Regions from separate parts of the Homo sapiens genome. Here all the other regions are linked to region 2. A link is a loop called in an ENCODE intact Hi-C map of the cell type or tissue named here. Cell type or tissue: PC-3. All regions are shown on one strand. Region 1 has its middle 270 kb from the start of MIR12115. Region 2 overlaps KCNIP4 (potassium voltage-gated channel interacting protein 4). Region 3 has its middle 180 kb from the start of KCNIP4.

Region 1 (2,500 bases), 460 kb after region 2:
CCTTGTCTTATTCCAGTTCTCAAGGAGAATGACCACTCAATATTTTCAGTATCTCATTTCTTCAGATGAAAAAACAGAGGCCCAGAAAGTGAAAATAACTCCCTTAAAGGCACAAAGGTAGTACTGCTGAATTCATATACCAGCTCCAACAACTACTAGCTGTGTGACCTTAGGTAAGTTATTTAAATTACATGTGTCTAAATTTCTGTATTCATGAAATGGGGATAACGATATTACCTTCTTAAGGTTTCCTTGAGGATTAACAATAGATGCAATTAATAATACATGTAAAAATAAATGCCACATGTCTAGAACAATGCCTAGCACGCAGTAAGTCCTCAGTGATGGCTAGATTTTTATAGCATGTGAAAAATCAGATGAGAAGGTGTTAAATTTGACACTGTAGAAACAGAGGCAATTACATAAGGAGGGTTTCCTCAGATCAAAAGCTACCTGAGGTTTGACTGGAAGGTAAGTTGCAATAAAACTAGACTTTTCTTGTGGAAGCAGCAGGATATCTTATGTAACGTATGACCAACACTTAATACAGTCTTCAATAGCATATGAATCATATTCACCATCACCAATAAACATTTTTTAGCCCTTATTGAATCACAGCATCAATCGAAGAACTTAGAGACTAGTAGATGTACAATACCAAGGGTCCCCCATTTGCAAGGTTAACGTTACCATTGAAGGTTCTATTTCTGCTTAAATATTATAGGAATGATCATGTACCATTTTCACTATTTCTGTCTTATATTCATTTCACCTATTTTAATATTATAAGTTTTCTCTAGGTTGAGCCAAATTTTAATCAATTCAGGCTCTATTGAACACCTAAAAATGAGTAGCATCCACAATGCCTTTCTGCCTATGTGACCATGACATCAAGAAAATCAAGATACTAAAATAAATGAGAGTTAATAAAAACCGAGTAGTACGCTTACATTTTAAAGAGACCATTGAACTAGGCACTTAATGCATTTGAAGTCCAAATATGGCTGGAATCCCTTCTATACTTCCCTTCAAGTGATGGTTCAACTTTAATTTCTACAAAGGCAGAGTAAACATGATTTCCCAGAGCCAATTATTTGATCTTTGTACTCAGATTAATCATGAGACCAAAATTGTATCATCGCAATAAAATAGCTTCACCATGCCTGTAATATGACATTATGATTCATATTTATACACACACACACACACACAATATATTTGTTTTCGTCCAGGGTTCCTGGCTCATAACTCCCATAGCCTTTGTAACAGCCTTTGTTATAATGATAGGGCACTTTGGGCCTCAGAAGCAGGTCTCAGAAAACAGAATCTTTTTTTTCTGAACTTCTGTCTTCCTTTCACCTACTGTTTTTTTCTCCCCCTCTCTCCAAGATGGGGAGAAATATTACCTCGCCTTTTTGCCTTGGAGCTGGCCATAAGGAAATTCTCTGACCTACTTTGTCTGATTATGGATCATAAGACCCTCATTTCAGAAGAGGTTCTGCCCCATACTCTGGAGGAAGGAATGCTGCATGGAGAGGCCAAGAAGAATCTGAACAGATCTTGTTGGTTTTCTGCATCTATTTGTATTAGATCGTACTCTCCTTGTCCAATCACATTTCCACACAGATGCCCATGCTTCAGTCATGCCTATCCAATGCAAAAGGACATGGTACAGAAAGCTTCTGGGGTAACTGAACACAGGGAGGTTCCTGGAGGGTGGCACACCTGGGAAAGTGTGGAAGCCCCACCACTCCCCCTACCATAACTTGCTCCAGGTATCTCATCATCTGTACCCTTTGTAATATTCTTTGTAATAAACTGGTAAATTTGAATGTTTCTCTGAGTCCTGTGAGCCACTCTAACAAATTAATCAAACCCCAGAAAAGGGTCATGGGATCCCTGATTTATAGCCAGTCAGTCAGAAGCACAGGTCAAACAACCTGGGTCTCAGGCTTGACAGCAGAAGGAAGGAGTGTACTCTTGAGAACTGAGCTCTCAACCTGTGGGATCTGATGCTATCTCCAGGTAAATAGTGTCAGAATTGAATTAGAGCACATACAGCTGGTGTCTGCTGCGCAGCTGATTGCTTGCTTGAGATGTGGGGAAAAACCCACATACATTTGGTCACAAAAGTAGCCTATGTTGATTGCCATCAAGTGAGACAATAGAAATAAAACACAGTTTGTGTCTTTTCCACTGATACTGCCCAACTCAAGGCAATTTTCTTGCTATATTCTTACAAAATCTAAATTGCTATTATATATACTTTTTGACCTTGGTACCTCCAGTCTTTCTTTGGACACAGAATTCCACCGTTCTCAAATTTAAAATATATTCTATTATAAAAGAAAAATTTATCAGAAATACTTGTGACTATTATTTATCAAAGCAATGATTTATTACAGAGATAGCAAATGTGTAACACAGAGACCATCACCCTCTCCTATGTTGCTCCCAGCAGACATGGCAAATCAACCATATTTACTACTCCATTCTGTTG
Region 2 (2,500 bases):
TTAGTTGTATAAATTTTCATTTACTTTGGGAATGATTGTGTCTTTCAAAGTTTAATTTAAAATGTAAGTAAATTTCAGGTGCAGCATTTCATCTCAGCTGACAATTTATCTCTAATAGAAGAGAGCTACTTCAAATTAGACAATGGAAACCTCTTTTGCTTTAGTCTGCAAAACCACCACTAGATGGCGGTACCTACACAGTTATTCTAAGGCCAGTAGGGAACATGGTCTCTTTTTCAGTAAGCAGTTGGCTTCACAAAAAGTAAGTACTTCTTTTAAAAATCTAAATTTCTGTATTATTATTAGATACAGCAACTGGGTCACAGAGGGGTGGAGGTTTAAGACTACGTAACATCTTTGCTACATCTGTGTGAAGAACAGGATGTGTCTTTCCTAGTTAGCTCATCGTCAAGACATTCAAAGTTTCTTATATCGTTTCCTAAAACAGCATAAACAAAAGATTTAATTTCTGTGTAGATTATTGTTTTTGTGCCAATAAAAGACAAGATATTTGTGCTTGCTCTTACAAAGAAGAAATCAAGGGAGGCAGAACCTTATGTTATTCCTTCTAGTTAAATAAACATGATGTCTAAGGCAACCCACCCAAGTTGGGCCTTCCAAACTATTACTTAAGAAAATGAACATCAGATTCAGTTTGCGTTTGTTTTAAAGGAAATTGATTTGAATAGGAACCCAGAACTGAAGTCCGGTTTCTTCCCATTTTCCATCTTCATATACATTTGACAGTAGGAAAAGCATGGAAATATTATTTTGGTTATGAAACTGCCATGAAAAGCTGCCTCAGCATGTCATTTAACGGAAAGAGCTCCAGGCAAAGCCATTATGTGGATGGGCAAATGAGAGGAGGCTGGGAAGAAACCACATACTGCTTGCGTGAGTATTAAGTTTAAGCCATGGAAAGAGAGAATGAGAGGCTAGAAGAAATAAAAATGATACAAACTAAGCACTGTGCTCTCATTTTCATAGGAAATAGCATCAGCCATTCAACAATCATTCCCTGATAAGTGTGTTCAATCCTTAAAACAATTTCGAAATTACTTACGATTAAAAACATATTTCATCAATGCTGGAAATCTAAGCAACCACTTTAATACGATACTCTACACACACTCATTGTATCTTGTGTTTAGAGTATGTTACAGAGTACACTCAAATTTCACATACACCAGAATAGGAGAGGAATTTCGGAGGCTTTAGAGGTGGGATTTACCTTTCCAAAACCTCACATTATGACAACTTATGTTCCACTTCTCAACTTTAAATTTTTTAAAAAATTAATTCCCAGGACAAGTTTTGTATTATATTTCTATTTGAATATGAAATAGAAAACACATTAAGAAAAAAAAAGAGAACTTTCAACCAGAAGAGGGCGCTATCCTCAAACTTAAAATTTCCACACTGTACTCATAAAGTACCTTTGCAATTCTGAAAGATGCTTCAGCATAATCCAGCTTAATCATTGCCTTATAATCTTAGAAAGAACCCTAACCATATCCTTGAAGGGTGGAATGACCGATTTGCACAATATTCTCATTTTCAATACTCAAAGTAGCCATTATAATTCCAAGTTAATGACAACAGAAGCTGAAAAGGTATCATTCTGTAGCATCACAATCTTCATAATTTGTAACTTTTAAAAATGCTTAACTCTTGCATTCATTCAACTGAAATGTGTGGCTCCTTTATTTGCCTGCGCACTCCACAAAAAAAAAAAAAAAAAAAAAAAAAAGTTATATCTTGGAATACATCATTTTACAAAGACTGCTATTTTTCTTGGTATCTTAGTTTAAGGGGCAATAACAGACTACTCTAGGCTGGGCAGTTTATTATCAACAGAAATGTATTCCTCACAGATCTGGAAGCTGGAAGTCTGAGGACAAATTGCCAGCATGTTTGGGTTCTGGTGAAGGCTCTCTTTGGGGCTGCAGCTGCTGACTTCTCATTGTATACTCACAAGGCTGGAGAATGGGGCAAGCGAGCTCTGAGTTATTTTGTGTGTGTGAGGGCATTAATCTCATTCATGAGGGCTTCATCCTTATATCTGAGTCACCTCCCAAAGGCTCCACCTCCTGATACCATCAGGAGGTATTAGAGGTTAGGATTTCAACACAGGAATTGCGGGGCAGAAGGTAGAGGGGACATTCATTCTATAGCATTTGAGTAACTGGAAAATAAAGCAGACAAGTGAGAATTTGAAGAAGAAAAGGAGGAAGAATGGGAAGGGTGCTGCTTTTAGAAATTCCTGTTCACTGCAGAAAACAAGACAAAAACAAGAATTTATGTGGGCAGAGAAGATAAACACAACCGCGGGACTCACTCTGGTGAGTAAGATGTCTGTGTCCACACTCATCCTAACTGGAGGAAAGTTGACTGCTTTTTCCTACTTTTATGGCTTTGAGTAGGTTCCTTAACATACTTAGTATTTCCATTCCTCAGCTGTAGAAAGCAAACAATAATAAGAACTACCTCTCATGCCTGT
Region 3 (2,500 bases), 340 kb after region 2:
TCTACAATGAACTCAAACAAATTTACAAGAAAAAATCAAACAACCCCATCAAAAAGTCGGCAAAGGATATGAACAGACACTTCTCAAAAGAAGACATTTATTTATGCAGCCAACAGACACATGAAAAAATGCTCATCATCACTGGCCATCAGAGAAATGCAAATCCAAACCACAATGAGATATCATCTCACACCAGTTAGAATGGCGATCATTAAAAAGTCAGGAAACAACAGATGCTGGAGAGGATGTGGAGAAATAGGAACACTTTTACACTGTTGGTGGGACTGTAAACTAGTTCAACCATTGTGGAAGACAGTGTGGTGATTCCTCAAGGATCTAGAACCAGAAATACCATTTGACCCAGCCATCCCATTACTGGGTATATACCCAAAGGATTATAAATCATGCTGCTATAAAGACACATGCACACGTATGTTTATTGTGGCACTATTCACAACAGCAAAGACTTGGAGCCAACCCAAATGTCCAACAATGATAGACTGGATTAAGAAAATGTGGCACATATACACCATGGAATACTATGCAGCCACAAAAAAGGATAAGTTAATGTCCTTTGTAGGGACATGGATGAAGCTGGAAACCATCATTCTGAGCAAACTATTGCAAGGACAGATAACCAAACACCACGTGTTCTCACTCATAGGTGGGAATTGAACAATGAGAACACTTGGACACAGGGTGGGGAACATCACACACTGGGGCCTGTCGTAGGGTGGGGAGAGGGGGGAGGGACAGCATTAGGAGATATAACTAATGTAAATGATGAGTTAACGGGTGCAGCACACCAACATGGCACATGTATACATATGTAACAAACCTGTTCATTGTGCACATGTACCCTAGAACTTAAAGTATAATAAAAAATACATTAATTAATTAAAATAAAAGAAAAGAAAAAGAAAAACTACTCATACTTCAGCGATGGAACTGGAGACCCAACCTGCTCACAGGGGAAAGGCTTTTAAGCCTAAAATTAGAGTGAATGAGAAAGGGTATAGTTTCTCTGCCAGCAGAGAGTCCTCAAAGCAGAATTCTGAAAGAGGGCTACACTGTGTTCAATACTTTGTTTCCTAACTTACCAATTATTGGGGCCCGTCTCCTGCCCTGGGGGAATGACCAGGAAGGATGACACAGGAGGCCAATTGTGTTACTCTAACAGAGGTCGCTGCAAATACAAACAGAAAACAAGGGGTACGTTCTACCCTCCTCCAACAGAGGGCAGCATTCACGGCGTAGACCTTATTCTATCTCCAGTCTCAGCATCATGCTCAAAACGTATTTGTTAATCAAGTTGTTAACTGTCGGGTTGATGACCTCCAAAGAGATACCAGCTTTTAGAGTCAGGCCTGATGTTCCTCTCTAACTTCACGCCCCGAGGCAAGTAATCGAGCCTCTTTGATTTCATCAACTGAAATCCAGATGGTAAATACCTAGCTCACAGGAGCCTGGTGAAGGTTAATGTCTGTCAAGAGCTTATCCCAATGCTGGTGGGAGGGAGAGAGGCGTTCAAAGAGGCGAGCTCCCCTCTTCTTTTTTCTAATAAAACCTGCTCTCAGAAAAAAAAAAACATCTAGTATACATCATTGTCATTTATGCTTCCTCCAATGAATTTTCCTCTCAGGGCTTTTTTTTTCTTCCTGTTTCAGCCCCTTCCCTCAGTGTTATGAAAGGCTAATTCAGTCACTTGTAGTTAGCAGCCAAAGAAAAAGAATTCAGGAGGAGGGTGTCTTTCTGGAAATCAGGTGGAAATCAGGATCTCTCTGGAGTATGCTGTTGTCATTATTTTCAATTCCACCCCCTTCCCACACTCCACGTCTGTTTCATGCTAAATTCTTTTTCTCTGAAGGATTGTCAAGGGGACATATGTCCCTTAGATGGCAAGAGGGATATGAAGGATAATGGGAAATGGGGAAAGAAATAAGAAAGATTCGTGTCCTGATTGCATTGCCTCTAAAAACAAATGAAATGGGAGTCAGGATCTGTGACTTTGCATTGCGAGGTTTAGAGAATTGAAACCTAACATGCTTGCTTTTAATTGCTCCTTAATGGTGTACAGAATTACAAGACATTAAATTACTATAGAGGAGTGCAGACAGAATTACTTTATCTGAGTAAAGTCACCTTTAGCTTTTTAAGTTAGCCATTAGGCAGCCTAAATGCTAGAAGACGCCACAATTACTAGTTTTGTTGAAAGCACAGTGGAATATATTCCTGAAGAGTTAGACCCCACCCTCAGCTAGATATCATGAGAAAAGCAAATGCCAAATACCTGTGCCACTTTGCCTGAGGTGCCTAGTATATATCAACTCTATTGCAAGGAAATCGGTGTAAGAGAAATTAAAGCTGCAAAGGGAACTTGAGAGCCACATAGAAGCTGCTTTGTATAGTGGAAATGACACAGCCTTTGGGAACAGGCAGGACTAAAATTGAATCCCAATTCTATTTCCTTGTTGAGAGACCTTGGGCAAATATTTTTCCC

The links. A loop is a pair of places that touch in the nucleus more often than their neighbours do. Peaks named below come from ENCODE experiments on the same cell type or tissue, not always from the same donor. Only the 100,000 strongest peaks of a DNase experiment are listed, where the experiment ranks them.
Region 1: it touches region 2 in a loop (15-fold over the local background); 5 of 110 quality-filtered maps call a loop at or near these places.
Region 3: a loop joins it to region 2, with 10 times the contacts of the local background. A loop is called at or near these places in 8 of 110 quality-filtered maps.

What each region holds. Positions count from the first base shown.
Region 1 is chr4:22,244,294-22,246,793 of GRCh38, forward strand. No RefSeq gene overlaps it. Among named protein-coding and RNA genes, the nearest start is that of MIR12115, 270 kb to the right of the region's middle. In PC-3, no CTCF peak of the experiment used is centred here; a DNase peak (open chromatin) is centred at 1,208; H3K27ac peaks cover 1,058 bases.
Region 2 is chr4:21,789,246-21,791,745 of GRCh38, forward strand. All of the region lies in intron 1 of KCNIP4 (potassium voltage-gated channel interacting protein 4), which reads right to left. Among named protein-coding and RNA genes, the nearest start is that of KCNIP4-IT1, 63 kb to the right of the region's middle. In PC-3, CTCF peaks have their summits at 175 (motif pointing right) and 1,395 (motif pointing right); DNase peaks (open chromatin) are centred at 186, 1,396, 2,056 and 2,366; H3K4me3 peaks cover 600 bases; H3K27ac peaks cover 1,105 bases.
Region 3 is chr4:22,128,416-22,130,915 of GRCh38, forward strand. No RefSeq gene overlaps it. Among named protein-coding and RNA genes, the nearest start is that of KCNIP4, 180 kb to the left of the region's middle. In PC-3, a CTCF peak has its summit at 1,245 (motif pointing right); a DNase peak (open chromatin) is centred at 1,236.